3 separate regions of the Mus musculus genome follow, and regions 2 and 3 are each linked to region 1. Evidence: chromatin loops called from intact Hi-C (ENCODE). Cell type or tissue: left cerebral cortex. All regions are shown on one strand.

Region 1 (8,000 bases):
ATCACTTCCTTTAACACAAGGACCTTTTAAGAGAAGAAAAAGACATGGTTTTGTGGTTGATGATGAGAGTGTGCCTCGTATCAGAGTGCTTTCTGGTCAACTTCTCTTGCCCCGTTCTTGGTTGGGAAGCCGACTTCAACTTCTTTAAATGTTTCTAAGATTACTTCTGAGTTTATTTTCTTATGACCAGACATGTCATTTAAAAGAAATTGTATTAGTCAAAGTTATCTACAGGAAGAGAACTGATCAGAATGAATGTCTGTCTGTCTGCCTATCTATCTACCTATAGATAGATACCTATGTGTATAAATATGCATACATATGAATATATAAGGGAAATTATATATGATATATTACATATATTATACATAATGGGAATTTTATTAGAGTGGCTTACAGGCCACTAACTCAGCAATGACTGCCTATGAATGGAAAATCTAAAAATCCAGTGTTTAATCCATGAGGCTGGATATCCCAGCTGGTCTTCATTATACACACACACACACACACACACACACACACACACACACACACACTGGAATCCTAAGGAAGTAAGCTCCAATGCCAATGAAGATAGGGTAAGAGAAAACAGACAAAAAGAGCTTCCTTATTCCATGTCCTTTTTATTATAGGCTGCCATCAGAAGGTGTGGTTCAGATTAAAGGTGGATCTTCCCACTTCAAAAGATTTGGATTGAAGTTTTATCATCTTCTACCTCAAAGATCTGTATTAGAAAGGGGCCTTCCAACACCAAATGATTTTATGAAGAAAAAATACCTCACATGTGTTTCTGATCATTTGGGTTTTAGTTAATTCCAGATGTGGTCAAGTTAACAACAAAGAATAGCCATCAATAATAGTCATAATTTTCTTGTCTTGCAAAGAAAATAGACTAATTTGTACTCAAGAATCAGCCTAGTCCAAAGCCACTCCACATCAACTCATGACTTTTCTTTTTCATGGAAAATTGACAGCACTTGTGCACTTCGTGATTTTGACAACATCCTCATATGCTTTATTTGTTCAAATACCTCTACTACTATTAATAAAGATATGAAATTTAGCTTAAAAGTTACTTTCTGAATGGAAGCCTGGCAGGAGAGCATCAGGGCCCTCAGTTCCCTAAGTGATCTCTGAGCCTTTTGCAACAAGCATACCACAGCCCAATCTAATATGCTGGCCTGTTGTACTTCATTACATTTGTGTTTTCTCCTTTTGCTCCTGTAAAAATTCAAGGTCTCCTGTAAGTAAAGTGCCTAAGGCCACATTAAGAGCCAGAAAATGCTCAAGAGCCGAGAGGAGACAAGGGGCAAAGCTGTGTAGTATCTCTGTTGCATCCCCAGCATAACAGCAGCATGTATGAGAAGCTCAATAAATACTGCAGGGGAAAGGTGAAACTGGGGAAGTTTAGACAGGAGGACACTGTGCTATCTGTGGCTGCTGATGTTAAGTGGGAGGCTAGAGTGATGCCCTACTGAGCTTTCATTATCTTGCAAAAGAAAACCAACTTCTAGTTCCTTGAAATAGATGCTGCTCGAGCTTCTTGTGCCCCTTTCTAATCTTAGGAGCCACTTAGGAGATTCAAAGAGGAGGACTGCAAGTTCAAGGTCAGCTTGGGCAACTGAGTGAGTCCTTGCCTCAGTAAGACTTGAGGGTAGGGCATGGAGAGTTAGTTTAGAGGTTAAAAGCATTGGATGCTCCTCCAGAGGATAAGAATTTAGATACCAGAACCGAAGGACATGCCACAGCTACCTGTGCCTCTAGCTCCAGGAATCTAATTCCCTCATCTGGCTTCTGTGAGTACATCTGCAGAATGTGTGTATGTTCCATCAATACAAACGAGAATACATTTTTAAAAGTTAAAAGAGGGCCGAATATCAAGCTCTGTGTAGAGGTCTTGTCCCATTGACCAGGACCCTAAGCTTAATTCTTAGAAGTGGAAAAAGAAAAACTCAGCAGTGATTTTTTTCCAGGATTCATTTTTTATGGGGATTTATTTTGAGGCTATTTATAATGATGGGTACTAGATAAAATAATTAAAGTCTTCAGGGACATTGTTAAAAGGTGCAGAAACCTTGAATTTTAAAATATTTTTTTTTCCTAAACATTGGTCATCAATTAAAGTGAAAGACAAAATATTAAGTTTTATTTTACTAGATATGTTTATTCAAGGAGAAATATGTGTTTATTTAATATATATTAAGAAAAAGCTGAGGAATGGGAGGCCAAGCATCCCTATTAGCCCTGGGCAGACCTAGTTGTCTTGCTTATCTCAGTATGATTATTAATAGGGGCCCCATTTCTCTTGCAGGGATATCTTAGTTTTAACAGTAAATCATACTGGTGGTCTGTGAAGTGTGTCATTTACAAAGACCTGGATAGCATTGCAGGGGGCCAGAGCTCACCAGAAGACCCTGACGGTTACCTCACATGTGATGAATTCTCAGACCATGTTCCAAAAGCAGATGGAAAGCCTGGGTCAAACTTCATGGACAAGGGGATACTTTTCCAAGAAAAAGCCACTATTCTGGAAGTTCTGGAGAGTTGAGAATTATGTTTGTTTGTTTGTTTTTGTTATGTTTGTTTACAGTATATTCCTAGGTCCTAGACAAGAGGAACCTTGAAATACACAACAAAGGAAGAAATGAATGAAGTGACATTGATTTCTGCATCCAAATACTGCTCTTGAAATATGTCAGTTTACAAGAGAGGAGCAAGGTATATAAAGTTTAAAAGCATAAGGCAAATACACTCTACAGGTAGGCTGCCCACAAATATCAAGTGTCCTTCCCAGTGTTTTATAGGCAATTACAAACCATTCCAGGTCTGAGATCAAAAGTGACCATAAAGTAACAAATGCCAATTGAACTACACTTGGCACTTGGCCTCTGCCTGGAAATAGTTCTTTCCCTCAGCTTCTGGGATCTGAAGCTGTCAGCTCTCTTTGTGTCTTACTGGATGCTCTTTCTCCATTTTTCTTTTACCAAGGACAATCTGCCCTTGGGTATTGTATGGTCAGAAACAATATAAAAGCACCTTGACTCCTCTCAGTTCATGCTTACTTTGCTGGGAATTGCAACCTTTTTAAGGGATTCTATTTTGTGACGAAATTTCTCTCCTGAATTTCACATTCAGATTAATATACCTGTACACGTATCAGTTTCCTATGCTGCTTTAATAAATCACTATAGTCACTGATAAGTGGATATTAGCCCAGAAACTTAGGATACCCAAGATGTAAGATACAACTTGCCAAACACATGAAATTCAAGAAGAACGAAGACCAAAGTGTGGACACTTTACCCTTTCTTAGAAATGGGAACAAAACACCCATGGAAGGAGTTACAGAGACAAAATTTGGAGCTGTGACGAAAGGATGGACCATCTAGTGATTGCCATATGCAGGGATCCATCCCATAATCAGCTTCCAAATGCTGACACCATTGCATACACTAGCAAGATTTTGCTGAAAGGACCCAGATATAGCTCTCTCTTGTGAGACTATGCCGGGGCCTAGCAAACACAGAAGTGGATGATCACAGTCAGCTATTGGATGGGTCACACGGCCCCCAATGGAGGAGCTAGAGAAATTACCCAAGGAGCTAATGGGAACTGCAACCCTATAGGTGGAACAACAATATGAACTAACCAGTACCCCGGAGCTCTTGTCTCTAGCTGCATATGTATCAAAAGATGGCCTAGTCGGCCATCACTGCAAAGAGAGGCCCATTGGACTTGCAAACTTTATATGCCCCAGTACAGGGGAATGCCAGGGCCAAAAAGGGGGAGTGGGTGGGTAGGGGATTGGGGGGGTGGGTATGGGGGACCTTTGGGATAGCATTGAAAATGTAAACGAGGAAAATACCTAATTAAAATAAATAAATAAATAAATCACTATAGTCTAACAACCTGCAATAACAACAACAATAACAACAACAAAATGTTCCTTTTATTATGAAGAGAATCTCGAAAAGCTGAAGTCAAGAAGCTGGTACTGCTGATGAGCTCCATCTGGAGGACCTGAGCAATTTTCTTCATTTTCTATCCCCGAGATGCTGTCAGTACTTTCCTTGGCTCCTAGCCCCAACACAAGCCTTTTCTCTTCCCATCTGTCATTATATTGCTTCTTTCTGAGTTGATCTCCTTACCTCTAAGGAGAAATGGCTTAGTAAACAGCAAAAGCACTGAGGTCATTGAGTCTGGAAATGTTAACAACCATTCTTGACACTACCTTCCAATGGAATCTATCACCGATTCTGTTGCTCTACTTTCAATATCCGCCTGACCTTCAGCAACCCTGGATAACATCACTGTCCTATAGGAGTGCTGAGGTAGTGTCCAGATCATTTCATCTTGACCCCTCTGTAGGGATGGTTCTGATGCTAAGGTCCTGTTCCTCAATTCGTTGTTGATCTATCAGTAAAAATGCCATTGGCCTATTGCTGGACAGAGGAATAGACAGGACTGTGGGATTTCTGCAGGCAAGCGAGCAGATGCAAGAAGAGGGGGAGAGAGTTTTCGCCTTGCTTTGGAGGTAGAAAAGCCAACCAGTCATGTGAGATCTTTCACAGAGGAACCACAAGCTGTTTCTACAGATGGGAGGTTGGGGGTGTTGAGCTGGGAAAGGTGGCTGAGCAACTGAAATTGAGTGCAGATTTAGGGTGCTAATTTGGGAGTACTGGGAAGCGAATGCTGCTTGAGGTAGATTGGAGGCATCCAGCAGTTGAGCCAATAAGGCAAGTTGAAATTGAACAACTGTGTGCATCTGTGTTTTTCATCTGCAGATCCAATATTCTCTGGGTGGGGGCTGGTAGCATGGTCTGTTGAGAGCAAAATGTAATTTCTATAGTTTGGGAGGGTTGAGGAGAAAGCACACAATGGGAAGGGTGACTAGTGGGTGCTCACAAGTTAGCTAGAGGCAAGAAGTCCTGGGAACCTACTGTTACAGGCAATTGTGTTATCAGGCATGATCTACGTTTTCCTGAAGAGCATAAGAAAGGAATTTGAAGCTTCTTACACTAAAAAACATGATGTGTTTGAGAAAATAGGACTTTAACCAAATTTAAATATTATGCTTCTCACCCATGTATCAAAGCATTCATGTTACTCCCTTTGTAAGTATGACTACATGTTTTTATGAGTCACACTAAAATAAATTTAAAAATAAAACAAAAAAGAAAAGTTATGGGAGATAAGTCATCTACAAATGCCAACATGAGGATCTCTGTAGCAGATGATGTCCTGAGAAGTCTGAGATGCTATTAACAACATTGTTAGAAAGTTTGAAGATGGTGCTTTGTGGAAAACTAGTCAAAGGCACATGAAGGGCACTTGTTATCACATGGGAAGGAATTAATATTTTGTTAGAATAAAAATTAGTATATTTGAAATGAATTATGTAAAATATTTCATGTACGCTATTTGGCATGAGGTTGCCTTTCAAAATGATTATAAGTTATCAAAACACAAGTAAAATTTGTAAGGTCCTTTCAATAAGGGAATGATAAGGTAATCTTACTTGGAGGCTTAGCAGCAATTAGTTTCTCCTTCTTAGGTGAAGTCTGGATCAAGCATATCCTTGGCAGATCCTGTCTTTATTTCACCACTTCAGATGAAGCCCACCTTGTGTTGGATTTAATGAAATGAAATGGCTTTCACTCACAGGAGGGCATGGCAATAAGTAACAAGAAAAGAACTGCTGTGTGAAGTCTTAAATGCTATTTATACATATTAAAAACACATTTTTAAAACCTTATGTTTGTTATGTTAAAGCTGGTACAAAATGAGGCTACTAACACTCGGTATAATCAGCAAGACTCAATTACAGGAACCAATAACTGCATCCTGGGACCACCGAGAGCTTTAACAATTGCTTTTCATACTTCCTGAGTTTTAAAGTAGTCAGGCAAAATGAAAGAAAATAATAAACAGATGAGGCAATTTGACTTCGAAAAGAGTTAAGTTAACTTAATAGGTATATTTTAGATAAAAGGAGGCTAAGAAATTATAGAGATTATAGGGAGAGATCCAAATAGGTGTTTGCAATGATCTAATTGGGTTGAGGAGAAACAATTTCCCTTCTCTGAGACAAGGGACACCTAACCCCTCAAATTAATGGGCTCTTAGAATTTCTTTAGATTATGGAGGTTAGCAACAAACCACAGAGAACCTGTCACTTTGTCAGCTACAGATACCACAGATATTTTCACGACATCTTAGGTATGCTGCAAAGATAAACTTACATGTTTATCACATTGAATTTATGGCAACAGTTTAATCATAGTTAGAGTTATTTAATAAAGTTTAAGCATCACACATACAATGGCTATAAATCCAGCTTAAAAATTAGGTAACATTTTTAATAATGTTCTTGTCCTTGTAGCATTGTGCTTTTTATTTTATATATTCACTACCAAAGTGGTTCAGGACACATGCAGTGGACAACGTTCTCTGATTGTTGAATGGTAGTTTTATTAATAATAAGGATTAACTGTTGCTATTTTTATTCTTGTTTTATTTAGTAGGGTTATTCTGCACTGAACACTGTGAATTGGGATCTTGTTTCCCTTCTATAATTGATGAAAGACCTTGTGAACTACTTGATCTTTCTTAGGCTCATGCCATCTTTAGCAAAGGAGCAAGTTCTCTGAAGAATCTGAGACTATTTTGCATAAATTCAAAGGTACATCACATGCTTACTTTGCTCTATTGAGACTTATGATCACTATACGGAAGAGTGACTCATAACCAGAATGTTAAGTCATATCCCAGGAAGGGTACTTTGGGAGGGAAAGGAAACAATTATGACAAGATAATGTGTTGAAACTAGACTATCTTCAGGAAACTGGGATAAATAGAGGCTACTTAAATGCTTTTCTTTAAAAAAAAAAAAAAGGAAAGAAAAAGTCTTATTTCTCTGATAATTTGTATCTTTCATTACAAAACTACTACAAAACTCAATAAATATGCCCCACAGTGCTTTGATTATAAGATCCGTATTTTCCACCAATTTTAACATTTTGTAAATGGGAATGTATCTTGTATTCCACAGGATGTTGCCAAATTCCAGATAAGGAAACAAACTGTGCTGTGAGTTGATCCTTACACTGCCTGTTAATGTACAAGATTTCTCACTGGGGGAATTCATTGCATCTTCACTTAAATTCTTTGTACTTCTGTCAACAGCAATCATTGAATTTTAAGCCTGAGTTTTTAATAAGTCATTAAAGTTTTTCATAAAGTCTTCATGTATACCGAAGATTGTTCTTTCTACATGAGGGAGAGCAACTGGAAGCAATTGCTCTTTGGTATAGTCTCCTGATTGTCCAATGGTAATAAAGACTAGTGCCCTCCAATAGGCCTTCAGAGAGGTCTCCTTGTTGTGTTTTATAAAAGACAAGGATGTTTTGTACAGTGTGGTATGGTGAAGTGGGAGGGATGACTTGGTAGGCCCAGACTGAAGCATCCCTTCCCCTGAGATACCAACAACACCATGGGCATAGTGTAGGATAGAGCTAGAAGCAGAGGAAGGGGGGAAGGAAGGGAGAGAAGAAAAGAAAAGTGAAGGTGAGAGGAGGGGAGAGGAGAGGAGAGATAAAAAGAGGCCTGCCAAGAACACATGTAGAGAGGGAAGAAGAGGAAGAGGAGAGAGGGAAAAAGGGGTTAGGAAGAGAAGAGTCAGAGAAGCAGAGAGAGCGAGGAGGGGCCAAACCCTCTCTTTTATATCAAGCCAAGCGTACCTATTTGAATCCAGATAATCTGTCCATAGCTCCCTCACTATTTCAAGATTAAGTATGGTTTTTAAAGATTTATTTTTATTTTTAAATTCATGGCCATGTATGTGTGCCTGTGTGTATATGTCACCTGTATGAATGCCTGTGGAAGCCAGAAAAGGGTGTCAGGCAGTGGGATGCTGCGAACCAAACTCGGGTCCTTTAGGAGAATAGCAAGCTTTGAATATATAATTGAAACATATAAAATATGATTCATTTTAATAGAAG
Region 2 (8,000 bases), 59 kb before region 1:
GACCTCCAGTTGAAGCAGTACCAGTTGTTGAAAAAGTGGTCTTCTTTCCAGTGGATGGTTTTAGGTGTTTTGTCAAAGATCAAGTGACCAAGGTATATGGGTTCATTTTTGAGTCTTCAATTTTATTAGATTGATCTACTTGCCTGTCTCTGTACCAATTCCGTACAGTTTTTATCACTATTGCTCTATAGTACAGCTTGAGGTTAGGAATGGTGGTTCTCCCAGAAATTCCTTTATTATTGAGAATAGTTTTCACTATTTTGTGTTTTTTGTTATTTCAAATGATATTGTAAATTGTTCTTTCTAACTTTCTGAACTATTGAGTGGAAATTTTGTTGGGGATTGCCCTGAATCTGTAGATGGCTTTTGGTAAGATGGCCTTTTTTAGTAAATTAATCCTGCCACTCCCTGAGCATGGGTGATTTTTCCATCTTCTGAGATATTCTTTGATTTCTTTATTATGGGACTTGAAGTTCTTGTCATACAGATCTTTTACTTGCTTGGTTAGAGACACTCCTAGGTATTTTATATTATTTGTGACTATTGTGAAGGGTGTCGTTTCCGTGATTTCTTTCTCAGCCTGTTTATTCTTTGAGTGGAGGCAGGCTGCTGAGTTGTTAGAGTTCATTTTATATCCAGCCACTTTGCTGAAGTTGTATATCAGGTTTAGGAATTCTCTGGTGGAATTTTTAGGATCACTTATATATACTATCATATCATCTGCAAATATTATGACTTCCTCCTTTCCAATTTGTATCCCTTTGATCTCCTTTTGTTGTCTAATTGCTCTGGCTAGGACTTCAAGCAGTATATTGAATAGATAGGGAGAGAGTGGGCAGCCTTGTATAGTCCCCGATTTTAGTTTAGTTTAGTCCCTGATTTTAGATTTAGCTTCAAGTTTGTCTTCATTTAGTTTGATGTTGGCTATTGGATTGCTATATATTGATTGCTTTTCCTATGTTTAGGTATGGGCCATATATCTCTGTTCCTTTCAAATCTTTTACCATGAAGGGGTATTAAATTTTGTCAAATGCATTTTTCAGCATCTAATGGGATATGAATGTAGTTTTTTTCTTTGAATTTGTTTATATAGTGATTACATTCATGGATTTCCATAGATTGAAACATCCCTGCATCCCAGGAATGAAGCATACTTGATCATGATGGATGATCATTTTGATGTGTTCTTGGATTTGGTCTGTGAGAATTTTATTGAGTATTTTTGTATCAATATTCATAACGGAAATTGGTCTGAAGATCTCTTTCTTTGTTGGTTCTTTGTGTGGTTTAGGTATAAGCATAATTGTGGCTTTGTAGGATGAATTGCATAGTGTTCCTTATGTTTTTATTTTGTGGAAAAGTTTGAAGAGTATTGGTATAAGGTCTTCTTCAAAGGTCTGATAGAATTTTGCACTAAACCCATTTAGTAATGGGCTTATTTTAGAAGGGAGACTATTAATGACTGCTTCTATTTCTTTTGGGGTTGTGGGACTGTTCAGATGTTTTATCTGATCCTGATTTAACTATCTGGTATCTGTCTAGAAAATTGGCCATTTCATCTAGAATTTCCAGTTTTGTTGAATATAGGCTTTTGTAGTAGAATCTGATGATTTTTTTTTAAAATTTCCTCATTTTCTGTTGTTATGTCTCCCTTTTCATTTCTGATTTTGTTAATTTAGATACAATTCTGTGCTGTCTGGTTACTCTGGCTAAAGGTATATTTATCTTGTTGATGTTCTTAAAGAACTGCTCCTGGTTTTGTTGATTCTTAGTAAAATTTTTTGTTCTTTGACTCTACTTGGTTGATTTCAGCTCTGAATTTGATTATTTTCTGCTGTCTACTCCTCTTGGGTATACTTGCTTCTTTATGTTTTATAGCTCTCAGGTGTGCTGCCAAGCTGCTAGTGTATGCTCTCTCCAGTTTCCTTTTAGAGACACTCATAGCTATGAATTTTCATGTTAGCATTGTTTTCATTGTGTCCCATAAGTTTGGGTATGTTGTGGCTTCATTTTCATTACATTCTAAAATGTCTTTAATTTCTTGCATTATTTCTTCTTTGACCAAGATATAGTTGAGTAGAACATTGTTCAGCTCCATGTGTGGGTTTTCTATTGTTTTTGTTGTTATTGAAGACCAGCCTTAGTCCATGGTGATCTGATAGGGTATATGGGATTATATCAATCTTCTTACATCTGTTGAGGCTTATTTTGTAAGTGATCATATGGTCAGTTTTGGAGAAGGTATTATGAGGTGCTGAGAAGAAGGTATATGCTTTTGTTTTAGGATGAAATGCTCTATACATATCTGTTAAACTCATTTTGTTCATAACTTGTGTTAGTTTCACTATTGCTCTGTTTAATTTCTGTTTCAATGATGTGTCCATTGTTGAGAGTTTGTTGTTGGAGTTTCCCACTATTATTATGTGAGGTGCAATGTGTGCTTTGAGTTTTAGTAAAGTTTTTGTTGTTGTTGTTTTGTTTTGTTTTTGTTTTTGTTATTTTATTTATTTATTTTTTATTTTTTTATGAATGTAGGTGCCCTTGCATTTGGAGCATAGATGTTCAGAATTGAGAGTTCATCATGGTAGATTTTTCCTTTATTGAGTATGGAGTGTCCTTCCTTATCTTTTTTGATAACTTCTGGTTGAAAGTCGATGTTATTTGATGTTAGAATGTCTACTTGAGCTTGTTTCTTGGGACCATTTGCTTACAAAGGTTTTTTTTTTTTTTTTTTTTTTTTTCAGCCTTTCACTCTGAGGTAGTGTCTGTCTTTGTCACTGAGGTGGGTTTCCTGTATGCAGCAAAATGCTGTGTCCTGTTTATGTATCCAGTCTGTTAGTCTATGTCACTTCATTAGAGAATTGAGTCCATTGATCTTAAGAGATGTTATGAATGGGGATGTGTTTTAATCCCATCTGTCCCCAATTCTCATCCTTCTATTCAGGGAATAACTTGGCAGTGTATAGGGGCACCCAGGTATAGTGGCTTGTGTTCTTATGCTAATATGTTACCCAAAAACCTGCCCCCAGTTGGCTCTGCCCCAGTTGGGAAATAAAGTTGCCAGCAGCCAATGGCTGGGCTGGTAGACAGAGGCAGGACTTTTAGGATGCCCAGGCAAGAAACACAAGAGAGGAGGAAGAAGGGAGTCCTCCAAGAAAAGGGCATAGGCAGACCATGCTGGGAAGGCACAGGAGGGAGAGACGGATGAAATATAGGTGCAAGGAGGAAAGTGGCCCCAGAAGGGCTGCCCAGAAGGGTCCAAGGGCAACAAAGATAAAATATAGATTTAATAAGCATTAACTCAGGAATATCAGAGGAATAACCATTGAGCACGTTAAGGCATATTAAAAATAAGCGGTGTATATGTGTGTGTGTGTGTTTGTGTGTGTGTGTGTCTTTCATTCATGAATCCAAAACATTTGGGAGGATTTAGAGGAGCCTCCAACAGGAGCATAGAGCAGACTTTAACAATTTACTGCAATACATAGGTATTTATTGAAATCACTTGACTGTTCAGCAAGTATGCTGACAAAAGATACAAGAACCATAGATTTCAGTATCTGGAAAGAAATCACATGGTTGGTGCTTAAAGGGGGGGTGCTGTTTGCTTCTGAGTCATCTCTTCAGTTATTTCAGTCATTTTTACTAAAGATGAAAATAATTCCTTCAAGCCTTCAAAAAATTGCAGTTCTTTTCCGGGTACTCCCAAGCTTCTACATTTGAAAGGCCAGTGGGAGCTGCTTGGTGGAGCCAAAGAGGAGAGGAACCATTTCTCCCACTCAACAGCTGTTTATCTTTGAGTAGTACTGTCTCTCTGTGCCTTAACTTCTTCATAGAGAAATCATCCAAGTGGCTATACAACCATGAGTAAAAGTTACTAACAATGACTTGTGATACATGTAGAAATTAAATTGATAATAAGAATCAACTTAGATTTGAAACAGTAATGGTTATCTTGGTTCACTGGTCTCGGTTCATAATTACATGGCCAATTTGGAGTAACTAAATATTTTTTCCCATTGATCAGGACCCTATCATCTCTACAAACAAAGAAAATTCAAAACATAGTCACTTTCAACTCCTTCAGCTGTTGCTGTGTCCCAGTCCAAGTTCCATAAACCTTCTGTCAAGACTGTTGTCACTCTTCCATGTGAGCCCCTGTTTCTGTTATTACATGGCACTGGTCAGGAAGTAGAGTTTAGACCACAAGGAAAGCTGAGATACATAATCCACGATCTTTTCCTATGATGTACATCTACCAAGTAAGTTCTGTATCCTCAAAGTTCCAAAACATCATATTATAGCACCACCATCATGGAACCACATGTTCAAACAAAAAAGCTTGTAGGGGACATTTCACATTCAAATTATAATACCAAGGTATCTTTAGCCTTTGGCCCACAGTAGAATCTCAACACAATAAGTGTGTTGGTTCCCTTCCCAATTCTAAGAAGGGGTGAAGTATCTGCACTTTGGTCTTCGTTCTTCTTGAGCTTCATGTGTTTTGCAAATTGTATCTTGGGTATTCTAAGTTTCTGGGCTAATATCCCCTTGTCAGTGAGTACATATCATGTGAGTTCTTTTGTGATTGGGTTACCTCACTCAGGATGATACCCTCCAGATCCATCCATTTGCCTAGGAATTTCATAAATTCATTGTTTTTAATAGCTGAGTAGTACTCCATTGTGTAAGTGTACCACATTTTCTGTATCCATTTCTCCGTTAAGGGACAAAATACCCAGGGAAGGAGTTACAGAGACAAAGTTTGGAGCTGAGACAAAAGGAAGGACCATCCAGAGACTGCTGCACCTGGGGATCCATCCCATAATCAGCCACCAAATGCAGACACTATTGCATATGCCAGCAAGATTTTGCTGAAAGGACCCTGATATAGCTGTCTCTTGTGAGGCTATGCCAGTGCCTGGCAAACACAGAAGTGGATGCTCACAGTCAGCTATTGGATGGAACACCGGGCCCACAATGGAGGAGCTAGAGAAAGTACCCAAGGAGCTGAAGGGGTCTGCAACCCTATAGGTGGAACAACAATATGAACTAACCAGCACCCCTAGAGCTCATGTCTCTAGCTGCATATATAGCAGAAGATGGCCTAGTCAGCCATCATTGGGAAGAGAGGCCACTTGGTCTTGCAAACTTTATATGCCCCAGTACAAGAGAACACCAGGGCCAAGAAGTGGGAGTGGATGGGTAGGGGAGCGGTGGCGGGGGGAAGGTATAGGGGACTTTCGGGATAGCATTTGAAATGTAAATGAAGAAAATACCTAATAAAATTGGAAGAAAAAATATAAGTGTGTTGGTGTATGATTGAGAGCCAAGGCTAACTTTTTCAACTTTGTATAGTCCATCCCTGGCAGAGAAATGGGCAGAAGTCAAGAATTAATTGCTTGGGAGTTCTACTTGCTTCCTAGTGTGTCAAGGACAGCATGGAGGTTTTCTGTTCTGTAGGCACCCCCAGTGACCAAAGGGCTTAGCCTTAACTCTCCCAATTTTATAAACATATGTATTCACACATATAAATTAAAGAAACAAACTTGCCACTGTGCACAAATGCAACCCCTCCACTTTCTGCCAGTGTATAACCCATGCATTTTTTTCTGTGACCTTCATTAGCATTCAGGTCAGACACTTCTCATGGGCATGGCCTTGAACAGGGAAATTATTATTAATGAAAGAAATATTCTGTTCTTCTGGTAGTATGGAAGAGGAGAGGGTATTTCAGCATTCAATGATGAAGAAGCTGCAGTCACAGTTTTATGTTTTATGCCACTGCATCATGGCATCTAAGAAGAATCACCAAATGAATTTTGGAACCCATCTGATGTCTATGGGATGAAAATACCATATAAGAAAATTATGAATAAGTAGTTCATAGTAAATTCAGATTTACAATATCAAATCATGGCTTTCAATTGGGTCCTCACTAAAATCTTATTTAAAAGACCCATAAAGCCATTTTCAGCTGTAGTAAGGTACAAAGGAAGCCTCAAGCCTCTTAGTAAGCTGCACTAGCACTAAAGAATCAGGCAGCATCTGCCTGTATTATCTGCCTAGTTCTTTTAGTTCTTTAGTTTCATTTGTTTGTTTTTAAAGAGGAAGGATTACAAGCATATTTGTTCATATAGGATCACAACACACAGGACAGCCTGAAACCCACAAGGCTAGCCTTGAAACCACAGGAACCAAGCTGTTATCTTTCAGGCTTGTGCCACCACTCCTGGCCTCCTAGTTACTTAAGTTTCTAGAAAAAATGCCAAACTGTTATGTCTGTAATCTACTGAGAATATTACAACTTATGTAACTATGCTACTGTTTATGCTAGAACTGTTTATAGTAGCCCAACGGTGGAAACAGTGGAAATGTCTATGAATTGAGGAGCAGATAGCAAAAGGCTGTTATACAACAGGATGTTATTCAGTCTTAAGATGAAATTCTAATACCTGTTACTACACAAGTGAATGTTAAAGTTATTGTTAAGAGAAAACGACAACAATTTGGGTGATTCTACTTTTGCAAGTGGAAAGAACACTCACAGAACATTCACTCAGAATATAGAAAATATGTAGTTTACTGGAGCTAGATGAGCAAGGAAATGCAAGGTTGGATTTTATTGTTTCATGGGTATAGTGTTCAGCATGTCAGCACAGGAAAATAAAAGATGACCTTACATGGCAGTGATGGACAATATGAATGTACTTAATGCCACAACTTCATCTTAATATATCTAAAGCAGTAGACTTCAGATAATGTATATCTTGCCACAACTAGAAAAACTCCAAAATTTTGGAGTTTTTTCAGCTGTAAAATGTGATACTATGTGATCCTTGCTAAGTTCATAAATCTGGTGCTGCTGAGAACCTAGAACAGAGAGAATGCAAAGCTCAGGGGTCTCTGCCAACCTGCCATGGGCTGGTATTGCTGAGACCTAATGCAGAGTGCAGAAGCCAACAGGTCTCTGCCTGCTGTGAGTTGCTGCATTCTCCATCTTAACCTATAAGCAATGCTTTGCCAATTGCACACTGAAAATTCTGATATGCACTTTTGTTCACTGAATTTAGCTCAGGGTGCCCTTTTAGAAAAGGGCTTTTATTAGTGAAATTAAAGGTGTTCATTATATGTCGATTCACAGAAATCCATTAGAGACACCGTGTAACTGCTATACTCCATCACAGAATACCATTAAGTCTACAGGTTTTACTTTCAGCAATGGCTTAACTTAGTTAAAGCCCTCAAGAGTCAAGAACACTGAAGAATCCTTGATTCCTGAAATTAGCCTGATGACTAACAGAACCCTGTTCCTGGAGTCTTCACTTGTCTTGACTGAATATCTTGTACAAAATACTGTTCAGAAGCCTCAAAATATAGATCTGGAGCACATTCAAATTTACCAAACATCATAAAGTCTCTGCAAGTTCCTTCACTAATCAGTATTTGCTAAGTGGATGCTTTACATGTGACGATGCTTGTCTGAAATTTTTGCTCATTAACATTGTACTGGCTAGTTTTGTGTCAACTTGACACAGCTGGAGTTATCACAGAGAAAGGAGCTTCAGTTGAGGAAATGCCTCCATGAGATCCAACTGTAAGGCATTTTCTCAATTAGTGATCAAGGGGGAAAGGCTCCTTGTGGGTGGTGCCATCTCTGGGCTGGTAATCTTGGTTCTATAAGAGAGCAAGCTGAGCAAGCCAGGGGAAGCAAGCCAGTAAGTAACATCCCTCCATGGCCTCTGCATCAGCTCCTGCTTCTGACCTGCTTGAGTTCCAGTCCTGACTTCTTTCAGTGATGAACAGCAATGTGGAAATATAAGCTGAATAAACCCTTTCCTCCCCAACTTGCTTCTTGGTCATGATGTTTGTGCAGGAATAGAAACCCTGACTAAGACAGATATCTAGTCATAAAGTTGTCAGCAGAGTTGCAATTCTAACCTGAAAACTTCCTCAGATGTGGCTAAGTGGTGGCACACGCCTTTAATCCCAGCACTTGG
Region 3 (8,000 bases), 210 kb before region 1:
GTCATCTATAAGATGGAACACAGGGCCCCCAATGGAGCAGCTAGAGAAAATACCCAAGAGCTGAAGGGGTCTGCAACCTTACAGGTGGAACAACAATATGAACTAATCAGTACCCCCAGAGCTCATGTCTCTAGCTGCATATGTAGTAGAAGATGGCCTAGTCGGCCATCATTGGGAAAAGAGACCCCTTGGTATTGCAAACTTTATATGCCCCAGTACAGGGGAATGCCAGGGCCAAGAGTGGGTGGGTAGAAGAAGGGCGGGGGGAGGCTATAGGGAACTTTTGGGGTGGCATTTGAAATTTGAAATGTATATAAAGAAAATATCTAATTAAAAAAAAAGAAACATCAACAGAAAAAAAAAAAAAGAAATACCTTTGTGAAGAGCACTTTCTGGCTGTGTAACATTAGAGAAGCTACTGAACCAGTTTGTGTAGCAGTAACCCCATCTTTAAATGGGAGAAATAATTGTTTCTTCCCCATCAGGTAGCTATGGGGATTACATGAGTTAAGACTTGGCATTGTATAAAGTACAAGTAAACGTGAACTTTCATCACAATTACTAGCATGTGTAAAGCTCCATACTTGGGGCTTCAATAGATGAAAATAAAAAGATACATAGTCCCTTTTACACAGTTACCTATCTGAGTAGGAACCTAAGCTCCAATCACATAAAATTTGTTATTAATACTCATGAAGAAAAATCAGTTCATCACTGTAGACTAGCCTTTTAAATGCAAAAGGTACAGGGACTGGGGGACCCAGGTCAGAGCATTTCTGTACAGTGTGCTAGCTAGTGTCTCATTTGTCTCTACTTACCTGATGCTGATCTATGTGACAGTATGAGACAAGGCTCATGGTAGATTGTACACTAAACTGTGTTTGCACTGGCCTGGCTGCTGCTAATCCTGCAGTGGCTCAGCCTCTAGTGAGTTATACAATGCAGGTACTGATGTTGGATTATGACTCTTCACAACAGAGATGTCTTAAGCCTCAAGTGCTCACAGAAGTGCCCCAATTTGTAGAGGGATACCAGTTACTTCAACTCACTATTTATCTGAGATTTAGAGTCCAAACTATAATTATCCAGTTTAAGAAGCAATTCTGTGGTGTCTAACTGCTGAACAAATAGTACAGCGAGCCAGTACCCTGTGAGATCCAAGTCAGGACTGTTTACTGTAGTCTGAGCTGAGCAGGAAAAGCATGATGAAACATGGTTAGGAAAGGCCTTCAACAAGGATTTAAGGTGATCTTTGAACTAATTAATCCCTATTAGTCAAATAGCAATTCTCTCAACTCAAAATTTTCATCTGTCACTCCAGATTTTCACTTATACATTGCCCCTGAGGAGTCCTCTGCAACAAAAGAGAGTTTTAGTCAAATGTAGAGTTTAATATGTTCCCACAGATTGATTTAAGAAGATAGCTTTTACCAATAGCTTTGCTTCTGTGGAGAAAAGGGAGTATTTTGAATTTAACACCTCAATTATAGACTTTCTTTTAAAACTCTGCTGAAGTTGATCCTTTTGAATCAATGATTAAGTGTCATTTGTATGCAGAAACTGAAGATACGGTGAACATAACAGAGACCATTTGTTCATGGAGGTGACATTCTGGAGAGGAGACAAACAATAAACCATGGGTCCCTAAGATGACTCAGCTGTGCTAGCCTGACCACCTGAGTTCAACCCATGGAACACACATAAACACAAACAAACAAACAAACAAACAAACAATACCAGACACTCTGTGCAGTGTCTTGCACTGCATCTGCAATCTCAGTATGCCTATGGTGAGATGGGAGGCAGAGATAGGAGAAATGTCCAGAAACTCTGGAAAGACACAGAGTACACAGAGCAATAAAAACAATAAGAAAGACTCAAACTCAAGAGAGCCTACTCCCCAAAATTGTCTTCTGACTTCCACACCTGCACTGTTACAATTACACTAACACACACACACACACACACACACACACACACACACACACACACAAACTAAAAAAATGTGTATTCTTTAAAGTTTATATATAAAACCCCCAAACTACTGGCAGAGTGTAGGAAGTTGATAGGTATGATGGGAGACAAAAAAATAAAAAGCATAAATGGAAAAGAGTTGACCATTTCACACGTGTTGGCTTTAATAGTGAGAAATTTAAGTGTATAGGGCCTCAGACCACATGTGGTAGACTGAGCACTTGAAGGAAGCACCAGAATAAAGGTTCTGAGGCAGGAGACCAGAGTATTGGAGAAAGCATAGGACAGAAGGTTAGAGGGGAAACCTGTCAGAGCTGGAGCTTTGCAGGCAACTGCAGGCCTTTTGAGAAAGTTAGAACTCACATGTATTGGTTAGTTACAGTTATTACTTAGTTTCAGAGCAACCTCCCCAACCCCGGCTTCTACACTTAAAATTTAATGTGTATAAAAGCTGCCTAAGGAGCAAAATGCCCATGTAGGGAGATACAGAGATAAAGTATGGAGCAGAGACTGAAGGAAAGACAATCCAGAGACTGCCCCACCTGGGGATGCATCCCATATACAGTTACCAAATCTAGACACTATTGTGGATTCCAACAAGTACTTGCTGGCAGGAGCTCCATATATCTGAGAGGCTCTGCCAGTGCCTGACAAACACAGAGGTGGATGTTCTCAGCCAACTATTGGACTGAGCACAGGATCCACAATGAAGGAGCTAGGGAAAGTACCCAAGGAGCTGAAGGGGTTTGCAGCCCCATAGGAGGAACAACAATATGAACCAACCAGTACCCCCAGAGTTTCCAGGGACTAAACCACCAACCAAAGAGTATACATGGACAGACCCATGGCTCCAGCTGCATATGTAGCCGAGGATGGCCCTGTGGCATATCAATGGGAAGAGAGACCCTTGGTCCTGTGAAAATTCAATGCCCCAGTGTAGGGAAGAATTCAATGCCAGAATAGGGAAGCAGGAGTGGGTGGGCTGGTAAGCAGGTGGGTAGGAGGGATGGGATAGGGGGAAACAAGGAAAGGGTATAACATTTTAAATGTAAATAAAGAAAATATCTAAAATAAATAAAAATAAAAGCTGGCCGAGAGCTTGTTAACATTTAGTTGCTGATCTAGTAGTTCTTGTGCACCTTGAGCAAGCTTCCATATCCTGCCCAACGGCTAGGCTTACTTCTCTGTTTTTCACTGCAAGGGTGTTGTGGTGTTTGAACCTGGAAGATCCACTCAGAAAGTTTCTCTTCACATTTGTCATGCATTCCCTCAGTACTCATGGTGCTGTAGCCCTGCTATAGGATATGAGGTTTCTTTAGGAGTGCCAGACAGGTTTTCTGGCTGATTCTCTGTAGGCTATGAAAAATTTCTAGGGCTCCCTCCCTCACTACTCCTGTAAACCCTCTGTCTCAAAAATCTCACCTGGAAATCCTTCTCTACTCCTAGAATGGTATTTTTATTCTATGTGTGTCCTATCCCAATTACAGGAGCTTGGACTCAGGCCTGTTATTTCTGGCTCTGGACTGGGATTCACAGCGTTACTCTGTGTAGACCTGAGGCAGCTGGAGGATTTGTGCCTAGGCAAGGAGTTTGGAATTTGTTAACATGCTGAACAGCTTAGGAGTCACCATAGCCATTTGCAAAGGGCCAACAGATTATGGTAGCATGGTAACATAATTAGGCCAAGCCTTTTTCTCCTTCGCTGTATAGTCTCCAGAATGTTCCTTAGTATCCCTCTCCTCTCCACCTGCTCTTCCTCCTCCTCACTAAGGACTGAATCCTCCTCCTCACTAAGGACTGAATCCAGGACTTCCCACATGCTGAGTAACTGTTTTATCACTGAGATGTAACTAACACCAGCCCTCAGTTGCCATTTTATCAGGAAACTGGGAACAAGAATACCTCCTTCAAGAACAGAGATAATGTAAAATTAGTATTCAGTAAAATGCCTTGTATGTTACTTTTTTATTCTTTCTAAGTCATTTTACATAAATATTATGGTTCTGGCTTTCACATTCCCTAGAGTTGAATCGTTGGGACAAATCTTACAGTAGAATAATTATGTAATGAGACAGACATGCCGATGACCAATTAATTATGAGAGATGTCACAGAAAATAACAGAAGAGGAAAAATACTTAGAAAATTGATGGAGACGGTAGTGGGTGCCTTTACGATGTCACTGTAGGAGCAATGGCTCTGTCTTATGAACCCCTGGGGACACGCTTGCTATCAATGATAGGAGATGAGTCAGCAACACTACCAAGGCCAAGCACAGGTGGAAACTAACTTTCTAACTGCAAAATAAGACTAAGGGCGTGTAGCATGTGAGGGTGGGCTGGTACGCAGCCGCTGAGCGGAGCCAATCACTGGGTGCAGTGGGTCCTGCCGTGGTGACGTCACGGTTGCCATGGAGAGGCCAGCTTCGTAGAGACCCTGGGCTGGTAGCGGCTTTGAAACCTTGTTCTCTGGCACCATGAGCGGACGGAGTAGGGGTCGAAAGTCTTCCCGCGCCAAAGGCCGGGGCAAAGGCCGGGCCAGAGCCCGGGTCCGGGCCGCTGCGGAAGACGCCTGGCACGACGAAAAGCCACCACAGAGCCCGCGGCTCGGGGAGGACTCCGCGGCCGCGCAGGTGCAGGCCGGCGCAGCTCAAGGAGGCGCCGAACCAGCCGAGCTGCGGGAAGAGGCGGCCTGCCGCCTCCCGCTGGACTGCGGCCTGGCGTTGCGGGCTCGGGCTGCAGACGAGCGCGGGCTGGCGGCCCCTGATCCGGACCTGGAGAGGGCCCGTTCCCTCGCCGAGCGCCTGACCAGCGACACCAGCTTCGTGGGAACCGTGGGAGCCTTGGCGAAGCTGCGACGCGGCTCCCGCATTGGAAATCGGCGAGTCCCCGGGAGGAAGGCCCCAGATACTCGGAGCGCCACGGGGAGGGGACCTCAGGCCACAGTTAGTGGGAAGCCGAAGATGGCCTCTGCGGGGTTGTGCGCCGCTGCTCCAGTGGGGGAGGAAAAAAAGATGACAGAGAAGCATGCTGGGGCAGGGTCTCCCGCGACAGTGGGCAGCATGGATACCCTAGAGACGGTCCAGCTAAAGCTAGAGACCATGAATGCACAGGCTGACAGGGCATATCTCAGGCTTTCACGCAAGTTTGGCCAGTTGCGACTTCACCACTTAGAGCGCCGGAACCTCCTCATCCAGAGCATTCCGGGCTTCTGGGGGCAAGCTTTTCAGAACCATCCCCAGCTGTCAGCTTTTCTGAATACCAAAGATAAGGAGGTATTGAGCTATTTGAACAGACTGGAGGTGGAAGAACTTGGCCTTGCCAGGTTGGGCTACAAAATCAAGTTCTACTTTGGCCGAAACCCCTATTTCCAAAACAAGGTGCTCATTAAGGAATATGGCTGTGGTCCATCCGGTCAAGTGGTGTCTCGTTCAGCTCCAATCCAGTGGCTCCCAGGCCATGATCTACAATCCCTAAGCAAGGAAAACCCAGAAAACAATGGTAGCTTCTTTGGGTGGTTTTCAAATCACAGCTCTATTGAGTCTGACAAGATTGTTGAGATAATTAATGAGGACCTGTGGCCCAATCCTCTACAGTACTACCTGATCAGTGAAGAAGCCCGTGGAGAGAAAGGAAAGGAAGAAAGGCCAGGTCCAGCAAAACTGAGCCCTGCACCTGCAGTGAGGCAGCCCAACTGATCCGACACAGATCTCCCTACCACCTCTTGCTGGACCTGTTAGGCTGACCACGTGGGTTTGGTTGTCTGCCTTCTGTTCATACCATACATGGTAGCCACTTTGGACTTATCTTCAAGAATGTGACATTTGTGATAATATTCTCTGCTTCCCCATGACCTCACCTTGTCACAATAGTGTTGCATGTGTGACATTCTCACTGTTTGTGTATCAATCACTTCTGATATATGACTTTCTCTACACTATCCAGTCCCTGTTCTTGGCTCTGGCTCTTCCCACTTTCCTTTCACCTGGACATTCTGAGTCATTGTCCAGATGGATATTCAAGCTATGCTACTTCATGGCCAGTCAGCTGGGCTTTGTGTCCATTTTAAGCATGCATGTTATCAGTGGCAAGATTTTTCTATTGCTATCACAAAATGAAGCCAGTGCTTTTATTCTGTGGGTATGGAGACATCAACCAAGGTTCTTCCTATTTTGTTTCCCACTTCAGCCTAGGTCCAGCAGACTACTGGTGTGGATGAGGACAAGGGAAAACAAGAATATGTTCTGTTCACATCATACATCTCTTCTTGCCTCATAGACAGCCTGCTAGTGAACCCTCATCATGGTCTGGCTATGCCTGACTGCAGTCAGTCCATTGACTGTTGGCTAGGTGGGTGTTATTGGCTCCATCTTGCTTATCAAAGACCTCAAGAACTGCCTATGGACCCAGGTACCTTCCCAATGCATGAGCTACAAACCCACCTTCCCCAGACTTTAGAAAACCTACTGCTTGTCAGATTGGTGGGCAGCCTGGCATTTGTGAACATATGCTTGTTGCTCTCATGTTGTGAGCCCTGAGAAGGGTAGAGCTTTGGACCACATCTTTATCAACTGGGTATCTGTGCCATTTCTCTTATTCCTTATTCCTTGCTAAGAAGGGACAAGAAGGAATTTTGAGGAAGAGAGATTTTTCATTTCTATGCCCATGTTTACGTCACACCTTCATGCAACTTAGTCTCCTTCCCTATCAACCTACCTTGGGACTTCCTACTCTCCTTATGAACCCTCTCCCAGCCTTTTAAAATAGCATCACAGTGCAGACAAAAAAAAAATCATCAACCAGACTTTTCTACATACAGTTAGGGAGGCAGAAAGAGGCTTCCTTTGCACACTCATGTAGTAGGCTGAGATAGGATAAAGAAAAACCAAAAGGTCTCAAGAGAGTCTATGGTCAGACATAGGTCCTGAATCCTGGCTTTGTTCAGTAGTTCTAAAGTTGTATGCATCTGCTAGAATTAGAAACCCTAAGGCAGCAGTGTTGTGGTCTCTTGTGTCTTCTGTCTGTTTCTTTTTAAGTCCCAGGGGCTTCTTCCTTTTGTCTCATTTGATAGCCTATGCCACTGGGGTCCCCAGCCCCCAGCTTTCCCACTCAGTAGTGCTTTGCTATCTTTGTTTCTTAGCCCAAATGTACTCACTATGGAAGAATCCCAAGGTGTTACTGGGGACAGGACAGGCAGAACCTGTTCTAGATATTTCTGGTAAGTGTGCAGGCTGAGCTGGACCATCTCTACCAAAGTTTGTCTGTGTTCTGACTTATCTTCTTTGGAAAGTAGAACTCTGTAAGCCAGCCCCCATGCTGGTATGGAAGACTTCATTCTTACCTTTGTGAGGGGGTCCTTGAGAAAATAGGCAAGGGAATCAGGGCAAGATAGGTATGAACCTGGTATTGAGTGGGTCAGTAAAACTTGATAGAAATGCATTGTGATGCTGCAGAGATAGTTATCCTATCTCTTAGTGATGAAGGTGACAGAAGAGACCTTACTCAGGGTTGGGATGGGAGAGTTAAAGGTGTATGTAAACAAGATGCCAGGTCAAGGATGGATTCAGAGTTCTGGGCAGTCTTCATCATCGTTAGTTAATTTCTTTTTTTTTTTTTTTTTTTTGTAATTACAGAAACAAACCAAAAGTAATGTTACTATATTGGGTAGAAGTTACATCCTAAAGTGTGTAAGATTATGCTAAATGCTGAGTATTTGTCCTCTAAAATCTTACCACATTTTGTATTTTTGTCTAATGAGGAAAACAGAGCTGTATAAGTTTGCTTTTGCTATTTATTATGTAAATTTCCAAAAAATAAGAGTGAAGAAAGTGGTGCCTGGACCCTGTGTACCTTGTAGCTAGAAGCAATGAGTAACCTAATGTCATCTGTATCTTCTTCCTCCTGCATTTTTCGTGAAAGTCCAAGTGCATATACCAGTGCAGCTGGATCTACTTTGGGAGACTGGGGCATTGAGCTGAAATGTGCACTCTCATGATCACAATAACTCCACTAATGTGAATTTTGTGTG

The links. Peaks named below come from ENCODE experiments on the same cell type or tissue, not always from the same donor. Only the 100,000 strongest peaks of a DNase experiment are listed, where the experiment ranks them.
Region 2: a loop joins it to region 1, with 2.5 times the contacts of the local background. A loop is called at or near these places in 2 of 42 quality-filtered maps.
Region 3: a loop joins it to region 1, with 4 times the contacts of the local background. A loop is called at or near these places in 3 of 42 quality-filtered maps.

What each region holds. Positions count from the first base shown.
Region 1 is chr15:33,477,351-33,485,350 of GRCm38, reverse strand. All of the region lies in intron 6 of Cpq (carboxypeptidase Q), which reads right to left. Among named protein-coding and RNA genes, the nearest start is that of 4930592A05Rik, 170 kb to the left of the region's middle. In left cerebral cortex, a CTCF peak has its summit at 4,010 (motif pointing left); DNase peaks (open chromatin) are centred at 4,089 and 4,590; H3K27ac peaks cover 729 bases.
Region 2 is chr15:33,536,097-33,544,096 of GRCm38, reverse strand. All of the region lies in intron 7 of Cpq (carboxypeptidase Q), which reads right to left. Among named protein-coding and RNA genes, the nearest start is that of 4930592A05Rik, 110 kb to the left of the region's middle. In left cerebral cortex, no CTCF peak of the experiment used is centred here; a DNase peak (open chromatin) is centred at 3,689.
Region 3 is chr15:33,684,247-33,692,246 of GRCm38, reverse strand. It overlaps Tspyl5 (testis-specific protein, Y-encoded-like 5), which reads left to right and starts at 4,364. Exons shown (of 1, transcript NM_001085421.1): 1 at 4,364-8,000. The coding sequence starts at 4,450. The coding sequence ends at 5,670. In left cerebral cortex, no CTCF peak of the experiment used is centred here; DNase peaks (open chromatin) are centred at 3,778, 4,362 and 4,857; H3K4me3 peaks cover 1,886 bases; H3K27ac peaks cover 1,900 bases.